Regions from separate parts of the Homo sapiens genome. Here all the other regions are linked to region 1. A link is a contact called in ENCODE Hi-C or POLR2A ChIA-PET data. All regions are on one chromosome and are shown on one strand. Each heading gives the region's core, a stretch centred on a gene start or an enhancer-like site at or near the end of the contact. The rest is flanking DNA. Distances are from core to core; before and after follow the strand shown.

Region 1 (4,307 bases), core at 809-3,308:
ATGAAAACAATAGACACCAGAGCCTACTTGAGGTGAAGAGTGGGAGGAGGGTACGGATGGAAAAACTACCTGTTGGTTACTCTGATCATTACCTCGGTGACGAGACAATTTTTTCACCAAACTCCTGTGACACACAATTTACCCATGTAACAAAACTGCACATGAACCCCCGAACCTAAAATAAAAGTTGGAAGGAAAAAAAAACAAAAACAAAAAGAAGAGTTCTTATCTTTTAGCAATATGTACTGAAATATTATTTAAACAGAATGTTAGGATGCTTAGGATTTGCTTCAAATTAATTTGAGGTTGGGGGAGTGGGTAGGAACAAACAAGATTGGACAACAGTTAATACCTGTTATTGCTGGGTGTTGGGTACATGGGAGTTCATTATCCTCTTCTTTCTGTTTTTGTATGTTTTAAAATTTCCATAATAAAAAGTTTTAAAAATGGAATGACTACCATTTATATAAAGATTTTCACAAACCTGTAGTGAAGCATTATTACTCTCTTGGACAAGAAACAGAATCTTAGAGAGGTGATGATTTGCCCCAGGACATGGAACTAAATTGTCAGAATCAGGAATCCAGTCTGGATCCTCGGACACTATCTTGTCTCTGCTTGTCTATAAACCATGCTGTCTTAAAAAGCAGGATGGTTCTTTTCTTTGGTTGTTTGGATAACTCTTCCCTGTCCTCTGATCTTCAGTGTGGAAGAGGTCAGAATCCCAAGAAGTTGGTCTGTAATTCCTGCAATATCACACATTTTACTTTTCAATGAGACCCCCAATATTTCCCTCAGCTTCCATTCAGGATGCACCTCTCTGTTTCTTTTCTTTTGCCATTACATGTTAAATTTTCTTGGTTTTATTTGCTTTTAGTTTCTATTTTCTTCTTTTTTCACCTTTCATCCCCTTCTTCTATATTCCCTTTTCTCCCTAGTCTTTGTCATCAAGGGACTTTTCAATTGCTGGTTACAGCCCTTCTGTTCTTGTATGTGTTATAGATATTGTTGCTTCTCTCTCATTTTCACCCTAATTGTCATCTCCCTTTCAAAGAGTCTGATAAACTAAACCAGCAAAGGGAGCTGTCACAAGGCAGCCCTAGGATAGGAGCCCAGACAGCAGCATTCAGAATCTAGAAAAACTTGTGATTTTTCTACTGAAAATGATTAAGAGAAACACTGGCACCTTGAACACAGTAGGTACTCTGTTAATATTTACTGATGACATTAATGAAGAGAAAATTAAATGACATATTCAGAAGAGCTAGTTCTTGCCAAAAATATTTCCTACTCTGTGCCTTTTGAGTTGTGGGACTTAGTTTTCATCCCTGGATGACTTGCTTTCTATATCTGTGAAGTGAATAGACCAAAGTCCTGTGAGACAATGCCTTGCTCTTTCATGTAGTAAAGGTTAGCCCACCTCTGTAAGTATAGCAGAGAAACACTAGATTGGGAGCTTCTTGAGGGCAGGGACTTTGTTGATTCAAGTTTAGATCTCTGTCTTTAGACATCCTGTAATCACAGGATGTTGCAGGATGTTACCTTTCTTGCATAGATCAAGTGTTACAAAGAGCCTGGCAATTTACACATCTGTGCTACCATGACTTAAGACAAAAGCGCAAATCAGGATTTTTGTTTTTGTTATGTTTTATTGTCCTCCCTCCTCCCATCTTTGTCCCTCCATTCTTTCTCCCAGGTACTCCATATCCTTATGTTGTTTTCGTCTCATCAAAGCCCTGACAGAAACACAACCACTTCCAAAGACTTGCCATTCCTCAAATGTCCTGCGTTCTAATTGGACTTGCCCCCCTTTGCTCTAACAATCTTATTCCACCTTCATCAAAATTATTATTTCTAGGATACTGATTTTAGAGCATCTGTTTTAAGTGATTATTAATAATATATGAATAATAGGTAGGTTTAGTCCAAATTAATCTCTGCCTAGTGGAATGTGTGAAAAACTGTCCTAAACTCTACAGTAATGAATGCTATTGGAAGAGGTATTAACTAGGCATTCCACTAGAAAATTTGCTGATCCCTCGTCTGTTTTGTCATACCTCCCTGACTCATGGGGTGTACTGTGAGAACTGTTGCAACTCTGGGGAAGTGTTTTCCTGTCCTGCCACTAGACTTTGTGCCAGGAAATAATTTCTAGGCATTGCCTGGTAAAGTTCATCAACTTGCTTTGAAGAAGTCCTGTGAAAGCAATAGAGGGTTTTGTGTTGCTTTTCAACAGTCTCCAACGGAGGAGATTTTCACAACCTCCTTGGTATGCCAGTGTATAACAAACTATGATCACTAGCATTCCCCCAAGTAATTTAAGAAGAATTAAAAACAAGATAGGCACACAAAAGTTTATACATTTAAAAAAAGTTAGATTATTTGACATATTAAACTACCAGTAGATTCCTAGCGTTTCTTGGTAGTAGAAAACTTTTGAAAACATGTCCAATAATCTGTATAATAAAGTCAAGACAGTTTTGATCTTGATCTGTAAGAAAGTGTAATAATAACTAAATCATTATTTGAATGCTGACAAGAAAAGTACTTGCTGTACATTTACTGTTTACTTGTATTGTAGCACCACCTACTGTTGATAAAGAAACAAGCTTTTATAGCTTTCCCATTTTTCTTTGCCTCGCTAGTTAAAAGAATGTCTTTTTTTTTTTGAGATCTGATATTTTTAATGTCACAAATTTTTTTTTTTTATTATTATACTTGTCTTGGCTCGTCAGCCAGACATGCTGCTCGGAGATGTTTCTAAAGTTATGATACAGAGATTGCATTATGTCTGTTTCCAAAATGAAAGATTATGCCTTCAGTTACCTAAAGATCAGAACTGATGCTTGACATGCATATATGACATATTTTATCGCTTTTCAAATCAGATGTTTATCTTTTTATTTTCTAATAAAATAGGCTGTAGATGTTGGGAAATTACTGATTTGCTTTAAGTTCAGTTGCTCTTCCAATGAACAAATATTAAGTGGTAAAACATCAAGTCTTCTGAATATAATTACTAATATAAAATGATGTCATATTAGATCCAGGGTTAGCACTTACATACCATCACTCCCTTTCCTCCACCCTCAACAGAATCTTCATCACTAAAAAACCCACAAAACATCAACTAGGCTATTTGATATTTAGAGCTTTACTACTCAAAGTGTGGTCTGTGGACTGGACGCTTGGGCCACACCTGGGAACTGTTAGAAATGCAGGATTCTTGTCTCCCTGCATTTTAACAAGATCCCCAGGTGATTCAGATGCACATTAAGATTTGAGAAGCAATGTTTCAGGCATTTCTTGTATCCCACCCTACCCATCCCTGCCAGAAGACTGAACAGCAGTCAAACCAAGAGTAAGGTCTTTCATTACAAGTTTGAATTTACAGTATCTTATTCTCATAAAAAGTTAGATGATATTCTCTGACTCATGGCTTATTGAATGTAAATTGTATCACTGCTGTCGTTAGGGCTCACATCAGCAACTGAACAAAGAAGGCACAGTCCTTTCCCACTGGATCTGTCAGCTTCATCTCTGGGGAAAGTAATCAGGGAGCCATTTAAAGCAGCTGAGAGGAAAACTGCCAGCTCTGAAATTTTAGGGCATGCAAATGCCAACAAAATATTTAAGTTCGGTATGATAGAATCGTAGTTTGAACAGACAATAGAGGTAGGCTTAAATAATTCCTGACAATTGAAGTAGAAAGCAATACTTAGAGCTAGAATTATGAATAAATTGGAAAATTTAAAGCTTGATTTTTCTTAAGTCTAAATTTTCTTTTACCCATCTCTTTCTTCTATTTAAAAATCTAGTTAGTTTACTACAAGAGCAGTAACAGCCATTTGATTTTTGGTTAATGTTGAATTAGTTCATAAGTTTAACAAATGAATGTCATTCACAAATTTAGTTAATTTTCCTAAGACCTTTAATCCATCTAATAATCTCAAATACTTTAGATACATGAGGATAGACTTAGAAACCTAACTAGGCCAAATCTTTCAGTGAACTTAGGCCAGTTTTGAAAATGTAATAAACCAAATTTATAACTATGATAAACTAGGTTCTTTCATATTACAAAATTAATCAAATTCTTACCTTTATTAAAATCATGGCCGATATCCATTCAACATTTCAAATTAAAACTTCAAGGCAGTTTTGTATTTTGGATTCTTTAAAAACGTTTCAATAATTTTAAATAATAAACACCAAGATTGTCTCCATAATCATAAAATGTACTGCCAAAGTTAGCACTAAGTACCATGGGTTAGGCTTATGTCATTATCTCTGTATTTCTACATTTT
Region 2 (4,307 bases), core at 1,118-3,617, 98 kb before region 1:
CTTTAAAGGAATTAGGCAGGAGATTAGGGGGATACTAGAGGTAGAGGTGGGGGAAGGAGGAACAGGTACCAACATACGCAAAGGTCTAGAGGTGAGAAAGGAACTGAATACAGTACAATCTGACTGAAGATTAGACTGTGAATAGAGGGCAGAGATGAAGTTGGATAGGTAGGCAGTGCCCAAACCGTGGACCCCTTACAAGCTAATAATTAAACATGTGTTTGAGCACCTACTATGTACTAGGTGCTGTTATGGGCCCTGGGGTTTTGCTAGTTATCAAATAAGACCAAAATAAGACTAAATAATCCCTGCCCTCTTGAAACTTATAGTTTAGTGGATATTAAGAAGAAGAAAAAAAAAACAAAAACATGCTGAATAAATGTGGACTTTAAGGACAGGGATAAGCCACTGAAAGTGTTAAGTGGGGGAGTGATGTGGTTAGAATCATACTCTTTAAAGTTAGGCATATAATTTCACCCAATGGAGGCACTTTTGAGAATGAACGGGCTTTATTAATAATTATTCTGGGACAACAGGCATAAACTGGGCAAATCAGGAAAGATGGGCACTCTTCAAATGTGGTTAAAAACCAGAGGGAAGCAAGACTGGAGGCAGAGATTGGTCATTGCAGGGACCCAGATGAAAGATAGCCAGGACTGCTACCAAGATATGCAGTGAGGTGGAAGGAAGTGAATGGATCTGAGAAGCTCTTAAAGGAAAGATCTGTTCACAATAGGCAAGGGACAATTAATACAGTGTGGCACCAAAAAAACCTCCTTCCAGACTGATAAAGACCCAGAAACCGGTAACTGTTAGACAAAGTCATTAGATGTGTTACAGATTTCCTGTTGTCCATTATCTTGTCCACATCTCAATCAACATAGTTAAAATATTTGATGAAATTTAGATAGGTATACATATGGATTACATTTTCTAAACCGTTAATTTGGCAAACTTGTTAAAAACAAAGAAGTAGGAGGAAGTTAGCCTGACACAACTTATTCACAGTGATCATCCTTTTGATCCTGGGTCACTGTTTTCTTCCAAGTGCTGGCTTGTGGTTAGTGCACAGTACATTTATTAAATTCATTTAAAGAATCTTTTCCTCAACAGGTGAGGGAGAAAACAATCCATTTTAAGCACTGAGTTTATTCCTTTAGTGGTTGGCTTGCTCCAAATATAAATAATAGTTCTTTTCATTGTTCTCCATGATTTAAACAAAACAAAATGTGTAAGTTCCCTTTAAATCATAACCTCCTTGGGAGGCCGAGGTGGGTGGATCACCTGAGGTCAGGAGTTTGAGACCAGCCTGGCCAGCATGGTGAAACCACATCTCTACTAAAAATACAAAAATTAGCCGGGCATGTTGGTGGAAGCCTGTAATCCCAGCTACTCAGGAGGTTGAGGCAGGAAAATTGCTTGACCCCAGGAGGTGGAGGTTGCAGTGAGCTGAGACCGCGCCATTGCACTCCAGCCTGGGCGAAAAGAGCGAAACTCCATCTCAAAAACAAACAAACAAAAAATTATAACCTCCTAGAGCAGCTTAACATGGGGTCATTACATGACCATTATTTCTAAGTCAGTATGTTGTGTTCCACTTTGGCCATATGATGCTTGGCATTTTCAGGACAGGGTCAAAGTTCTGAAACACCTGCCATCTGTCAAGAGGAGACCAGAAAGACTGTCCACAAATTAGCACAAACCAGAAACTGCTGTTGGAAAAGAAGCTTAGTGGTTTCCCTAAGGGGAGTAGCATCACCTTCACACAGAAGGGAGAAGCTTTCTTGGTCCTTAGCCACCATCAGTTTGTGCCTTACAAAGACAGTGCTATCGAATTGATGGTGTTCTAGGTTCTTAAGAGGAATGCTTATAAAAATGGTTGCTGAATGTCAAGTGCTGTTTAAATGCTTAATTACCAGAAGTGAACACAAATAATGAGGGAGTTTGATTCCCTACAAACCAGAACTGTTGTTCCTGATATGTGACCATTAGCAGAGCTCTGCAGTGTCTTTTATTGCACGGTTCTGAGGCTTTGCCGTTAACAACTTATTAATTGATCAGGGAAGAAACCAGTGGCTGTATTAGTGCTGGTGAAATGGAAGAAAGACTGAGCAACTTGCATAAGATAAATCTTTTACTACACTGTAAACAATGGAGTGGTGGTAAGTTCTCTTAAAGCTGAAAACATTACTGTTATGAAGGCTCTGAAAATGGAAAAAAATGAGAAAATGATTAAAGATCTTTTTGGGGTTAGAATTTTTTAGTTTTGCTGGCATGAAAAGACTTGGGCAGATTTTAGTACTGGAGGGACCTGCCTTATTCGTTGTGTATTCCATTCATGATTGCTCTTTCCTTGTGTAAGAGGAAGAGGAGTGACTCATTATGACTCTTGGTTTTAATTTCAGTAGATTCCTGAAGGTGCAGAACTGAGTGAACAGATCATCCTTTTTAAACTCACTCAGGCTGATTTCTTTTGAGGGATGTTATTTGTTAGTTTAAATAGTAGTACTGAGAAGTAGAGGAGTGTATATTAAACTGTGGCAAGAGAACTTCAGAAACAGGAAAAGTAACTAAGTCCTAAAAATAAATTCTTGTCTTGTTTTCTGTGACTGATAAAACATCATAAGTAAGACATATGCACCATAACCCCAACCCCTAGTGAATATACATGCATTTTATAGAGCTAGAACACACATATGTCAAAAGTCACCTTAAAATCTTTCTGAGAAAAGGATAGGTAAATACATAAAATGTACACATGAAGACTACTATTTGTTTTTATTTAAGTGTTAACATGTTTGTATGTTTGGGAGGCCAAGGTAGGAGGATCACTTGAGGCCAAGAGTTCAAGACTAGCCTGGGCAACATAGTGAGACCTCCATCTCTACAAAACAAAAACAAAACAAAACAAAACCAAAAACCAAAAGAATTAGCTGGGCGTGGGGGTGCTCATCCGTAGTCCTAGCTACTCAGCAGGCTGAAGCTGGGGGATTGCTTGAGCCCAGAAGTTTGAGGCTGCAGAGTTACGATCATTGCACTCCAGCCTGGGTGACAGAGCAAGACCCTGTTTCTAAATAAAATAAAATGATTCTATAAAAATTGGTGACATTGGTCTGCAGTAGAGGGAAAAATCATGGGGAGTTGAAATAGGTGAGAAAAGCTTCATGAAAAGGTGGGATTAACTGTTGTTTTTTGAAGAATGATCTCATAAGAGGAAGTTAGAAAGAGGCAGGGTACCTCAAATGTGGAGACTAGAAGGAACTAAGGTGTAGCTTGGAGTCAAAGATTCCAGGTGTAGTGGGGTGGAGTGGAAGCTCCTTAGGGAAGCCACTTACCTGATTTGAAGGGTGGTTTCCTCATCTGCAAGATATGCAGATTAGTACTCTTTCACTCCTATTTCTCTTTCTCTCTCTACTTCTCTTTTCTTTCTTCTCTCCTTCTCCCTCTTCCTCCCTTCTCTCCTTCCTTCTCTTTTTTTTTCCCTACACATATTTATAAGTACCTACTTTATTCCTTAATTGTACTGTGCCCTGGGGATATAGAATGCTCCTACAAGGGTCAGGGCCTCACAGAGGAGATGAACAAATAAACTGCTGTACAGAAGGATGCACATGGTCCTGAGGAGGCTAGCTTGAGGAAGGAGTGGCTAACAGGTTGGGAACTGGGGAAGACTTGTTATGCAAATCAAAATTGTAACCACTTTGTAAATACTAAGTATTTATTAATGTAACATTTTTTTCTTTTACTTGTGATGCATTTTTTTTTTGTGGCTTCTGTGACTCTTTGTAAAGGAGTTCTGAGTCACTAGTTAAGATTTTTTATAAAGAAATACACCATTAGCAGGCCGAGGAGGGGATGTTTTAGTTTAGTGAAACTTGGACCAGTGTCAATTTAATGGGTCAGACGTAGTGTTTGTAATGGGTAAGAAGTACTAGTCATCCAAATCAAATGGCCATAACAATGAACTCTGAAAATAGTTATATATTTTTTAACAGAGTAAAGCTTCTTTATAGCAATATAATTCTTTAAGATCACTTTTTTTTTTTTAATTTTTGGAAGCTAGAGACAAAGTAGAGGAACTGGCAAGATTCAGATTTTTGGAATCAAGCATTAAATTATTAATTGGCAAGAATTTTTCTGAAAACACTAGTAGGAGGAATTAGGAACCCCACAAGCAAAATAACATTACCTTGGAAGAATGAATGGTATATTCAGTTTTACCTCTACATCTTTTTGTTGCTCTGTGTGTGTGTGTGTGTGTGTGTGTGTGTGTGTGTATTCACATGTGCTTGTGTGTCTGAGAGAGA
Region 3 (4,307 bases), core at 681-3,180, 71 kb before region 1:
AGTTTGCTTGTGAAATATGATAAATTTCACTCCAGACTGATTGCAATTCAATGCTGAGGGGTTTGTGGTCATGGCTTGCCAGCCTCATGGTGTTTAGCTTTCACTGCCATGTCAAGAGCAGATGACTTCCTTTCCTAAAAGCATGTCCTTGGAAACTCATTAAGAAACTCATTAACTTTGGGGTTGTCTACCTATCAGTCATTCCTCCTTTCTCCTTCCTAACTGAACCCTGACTTTCTTTTGCCATCTACCCCATTTCTACATGGAGCAGGTGCCTCTGCAGGTGGACTCCACCCCTAGATGCAGGTATGGACCTGATTGATCAATCCCATCCTTCCTGCCAGTGATCAGTTCAGGAATGTGTATGTGCTGCTGTTTGGGCTAGTGATAAAACAGGAAAGGAAAGGTGTGTTGGGGAGTTCTGGGAAAGTTTTCCCTTACTCTTTTGTGAGAGTTTCCAGAAGTAAGCTCTCTCTCTCTCTTTCTCTGGAGGCTTTTGTATGCAGATGTGAGACTGAGCTGCCCTTGCCATCTCACTGGGAGCCTGAGGGTGAAGTTAACCCTCAGAAGAGGGCAGAATTAATGGAATTTGGGGGAAATCAAGCCAGGGCTGGTAGATTAGGTCAACCATAGAACTCACCCTTATGCTGGTTTTCCAGTTACATGAGTCAATAAATGTTCTCACTTTTTAAGCTAGTTTGATAAGTGTCTGCTGTGACTTGCAGCCTAAAGTGTTCTAACTTATTAACAAACAAACAGACAAACAAAAACACTTCTCTAATGTTGAATAGGTGGAAAGTGGAAACTAGGGCCAGTGAAAGACAATTTGGCAGGTAGGAGAACAAAAAAGTAGTTTCCTTAGACCAGTGCTTATTGAAACACAAATTTCTGGGACTCAGTCCCAGAGCTTCCAATTCAGTAGCTCTGGAGAAGGCCTGAGAATTTGCATGTTTAAAAAGTTCCACAATGGTGCTGTTGCTACTGGTCCAAGGACCACACTTTGAGAACCACTACCTTAGACTTCCAAGCATGCTGCCTTTTATGCCAGGATAGCCAAGGGTGGTGGGCAAGGCCATGGTGCCAAGAAGTGAGCTCTAGCTATTCATTGGAACAGCCATTGGGCCCCTCAAAGCAGGTTGAGTAGGTAAACCCACATAATGGTACAGAAGTTATCAAAACACTTTTTATTGTCTTTTTTTTTTTTTTTTTTGAGATGGGGTCTTACTTTGTCACCCAGGCTGGAGTGCAGTAGCGTGATCTCAGCTCACTGCAGTCTCTGCCTCCCAGGTTCAAGTGATTTTCCCACCTCAGCCTCCTGAGTAGCTGGGACTACAGGTGCTTGCCACTGTTCCTGGCTAAACTTTTTATTGTCTTCTTAAACCGTAAATTCCATGAGGAGCGAGCATATGACTTGAATATCTTTATTCCCCAATTGGATTTAACACACACTTCTAAGCACACTATAGGCACTCAGTAATGCAGAATTAACTCACTGGAAATAATTCTTGGTTAACTCACTGGAAAGAAAGCACTATTTGCCACATTCTGTGGCTGGATATTTTAAGGCAAGGGTAGGTACAATATAAGGAAGGCCAAAACTAGCCCAGGATGATGAGTATGTAAATAAGAGCTCACCTCCTTGCTAAGAAGCTCCAGCAACTTTTCCTTTGGGGAAAATGCAACACTGAGGTCTCCTCTTTGAAGGCTTTGGCTTTTGCTCTGAAAACCTGTCATCACCTGTCTCTTTTTACTTTTCATACTATCCACAAAATAAATCTCTGATAGTGCTGTACTAGTCTGGCAATGTTGCTTTTTCCTTCAAATATTTACTCCCTCTGTGGACACATCAACTCAAAGATTACAATCAGGGGAACCTCCTGTGTTTCAGATAAATAAACTATCACTCTGTAAGAGAAGAGAACTCCCTCTGCCCTTTATGTAGTTTGCATTCAGACAAATAACTGTTTCTTAAATGAGAAACATAATTGGTATTGTGCAAGGGCTGGGAGTGCTCCCATGCTTTCTTCCAAGCAGCAAATAGTGGCCCCAAATGCAGTGAGGCTCTGCCTCTGATTTGTGATGGAAGGAAATTGTGTGTGTGGGGCCTTCTCCTTGGCTGGAAGGATCTGCTTCCTCTAAGCCTCTGTTTAAACCAGGTGTTTATTTACCTTGAGGCAGGGTCAGACAAGGGCTTCTTGGCTTTACCACTCTTTGCATTTCTTTTAACATCAGGTTTTGCCAAGTGATTCATACATGCTGGAAATGCAGAGAGGAATCTACAGGAGTGGCATTTCCCTTAGCCAGGAATGGATTAAGACAGAAACATTAAATGTGATGGATGTGGTTTGATACATTCCTGTCCTTTCCAGCCATCCACACCATGTACTGAGGCCTCTCCCATGGTTCCAGGCTTCTCCTGGGTCTAGCCAGCAGAAGGAGAGGGGACAGTCTCTGTGAATATGTAAACACATGATAATTGTCAAACTGTAGGCCTTTATAGTGGCATTTCTCCAATAATATAATTGAATTTTGATTTGGAGCAAATTGATGGTACTCTTTACACACTATATGTTTGCCCTTTTCTTTCTTTTCTTTTCTCTCTCTCTCTCTCTCTCTCTCCCCCTCCCCCTCTCTCCCTCTCTCTCTCTCTTTCTTCCTGTTTTTTTTTTTTTTTTTTTTTTTTTTTGATGGAGTCTTTCTCTGTCGCCCAGGCTGGAGTGCAGTGATGTGATCTCGGCTCCCTGCAACCTCCGCCTCCTGGGTTCAAGCAATGCTCCTGCCTGCCTCAGCCTCCCAAGTAGCTGGGACCAGGCATGCCACCATACCTGGCTAATTTCTTTTGTATTTTAGTAGAGACAGGGTTTCACTGTGTTGCCCAGGCTGATCTTGAACTCCTGAGCTTAGGCAATTCACCCGCCTTGGCCTCCCAAAGTGCTAGGATTACAGGCGTGAGCCACTGTGCCTGGCCTGCCCTTATATTTCTACAAGTTACTAGAAATAAATTTTAAATGAAACACTTCTTATTTAGGGAGTCAGAGCAAAAACTACAATAAGTTTGATTAAGAAGACTCATTCAAATATACAGAGGTATGAGTTTAATATGGTAATTCTGAAAGATTGGACTTTGTTGTGAAGTATCATAAAATATAACTATTAAGCTGAGAGGTTAAAACATGATAAAGAGGTTCTGCAGATCAAGAGGTTTCACAAAGCTTTTTCTCAAATGCTCTCCCCATACTCTCAAAAATATGATCAGCAGTAATTTAGCTGTCATCCAGTGTCTTGTCACATTACAGGAAAGAATGGGGATAAATCTTTTCATGTCTTTGTAGGAGTACACATTGGATACCACCTCAAGCAGGGCCTTCTGGGGACTCCCCACCTAGATACCCAAATTATAGAACACTTTACAAAGTGTTGAGAATAACCTCAAGCTTCCTCAGGTTCTCTGACAACTTCTCTTCCAGCCCAGGCTGATTTCTTGTTGAGGTCATACATTTCTTGTTGAGGATGATAGAAGCTGGATATTTCCCTTTTGCATCTCTTTTAAATCTGCTTGGTTCTTTTTTAAAAATAGTATCTATTCCTTTCTCTCGTTTTTAATTCCCTTTTAGACTTATAATAATAGTTTAAAACCAGCTTGTTTTATAGCTCTTCCTGATAATTCTATTATGTGAAGTTCATATTTTGCTGTTTTCTGCTGAGCCTTGGTTATGGTGCTGTGTTTCCCCAGGTGTTTTGTGAGTTAAGGTTGCAAGCTTTCGTTATCTGTGAGAATCCTGTGTGACCTTATTTGAGGATGTGTTCTTACCAAGAGGCTTCTTCTTTTCTTCCACCAGGACCTCAGCAATGACATCTGGGAATCCATTTTCATGTTAATTTATCTGCTTGGGGTTTACCTGCCCTTGTAGTAGTGTAAATCTGTATCTCAAACCCACATGAGGGCAGGTCTGTGGTTATAAATTCTCAGGGGAAATTTTTTTCCCTTCACCCAGAGCTCAGCCTGAGATAGAGGAGGTTCCTTGTTGCTTACTTCTGTGGGTGGATTTTTTTTTTTTCCAGTCCACCTGTTTTCAGAGGATATAGACCTCTAGGGTCCTGGTTCATCATAAGAATCTCAGTTTTATCACCCTACCTTGTGGCCACTCCATGTGTCATTTACACACAAGACCCTTTGTTACTTAGATTGGCAGTGACATTTAGAGTTACAAAAGTTTGAGTCCTTGTTTTCCAGATTTCTCTTTTTGTTGGGACTTTGAGGGTTTCACTTTTCATTCCTGAGAGTTTATACATTTAAAAAATTGTTG

What was found. Hi-C counts contacts between places; a loop is a spot of excess contacts on that map. ChIA-PET counts read pairs that join two places held with the same protein, here RNA polymerase II (POLR2A). Pooled maps may share reads with other maps.
Region 2: a loop to region 1 is called in a pooled map, with 4 times the contacts of the local background. The contact joins two enhancer-like sites. A Hi-C loop is called at or near these places in 8 of 168 maps with a recorded cell type or tissue (Caco-2, Calu3, IMR-90 and 5 more) and 9 of 50 pooled maps. POLR2A ChIA-PET finds 5 or more read pairs at or near these places in 1 of 52 experiments (H1).
Region 3: a loop to region 1 is called in a map of PC-9, with 3 times the contacts of the local background. The contact joins two enhancer-like sites. A Hi-C loop is called at or near these places in 7 of 168 maps with a recorded cell type or tissue (Caco-2, Calu3, MCF 10A and 4 more) and 8 of 50 pooled maps. POLR2A ChIA-PET finds 5 or more read pairs at or near these places in 2 of 52 experiments (BJ and H1).

Annotation. Positions count from the first base shown.
Region 1 is chr14:32,467,018-32,471,324 of GRCh38, forward strand. The region is part of intron 2 of AKAP6 (A-kinase anchoring protein 6); the gene reads left to right. Among named protein-coding and RNA genes, the nearest start is that of AKAP6, 140 kb to the left of the region's middle. Within about 2 kb of position 2,059, at least 5 of the 41 ENCODE cell types and tissues checked have a DNase peak (open chromatin) inside an H3K27ac peak, as active enhancers do; they include PC-9 and mammary epithelial cell, where a contact is called at or near this core.
Region 2 is chr14:32,368,529-32,372,835 of GRCh38, forward strand. The region is part of intron 1 of AKAP6 (A-kinase anchoring protein 6); the gene reads left to right. Among named protein-coding and RNA genes, the nearest start is that of AKAP6, 41 kb to the left of the region's middle. Within about 2 kb of position 2,368, at least 2 of the 41 ENCODE cell types and tissues checked have a DNase peak (open chromatin) inside an H3K27ac peak, as active enhancers do; they include mammary epithelial cell, where a contact is called at or near this core.
Region 3 is chr14:32,396,186-32,400,492 of GRCh38, forward strand. All of the region lies in intron 1 of AKAP6 (A-kinase anchoring protein 6), which reads left to right. Among named protein-coding and RNA genes, the nearest start is that of AKAP6, 69 kb to the left of the region's middle. RefSeq lists a silencer at 2,078-2,372. Within about 2 kb of position 1,931, at least 2 of the 41 ENCODE cell types and tissues checked have a DNase peak (open chromatin) inside an H3K27ac peak, as active enhancers do; they include PC-9, where a contact is called at or near this core.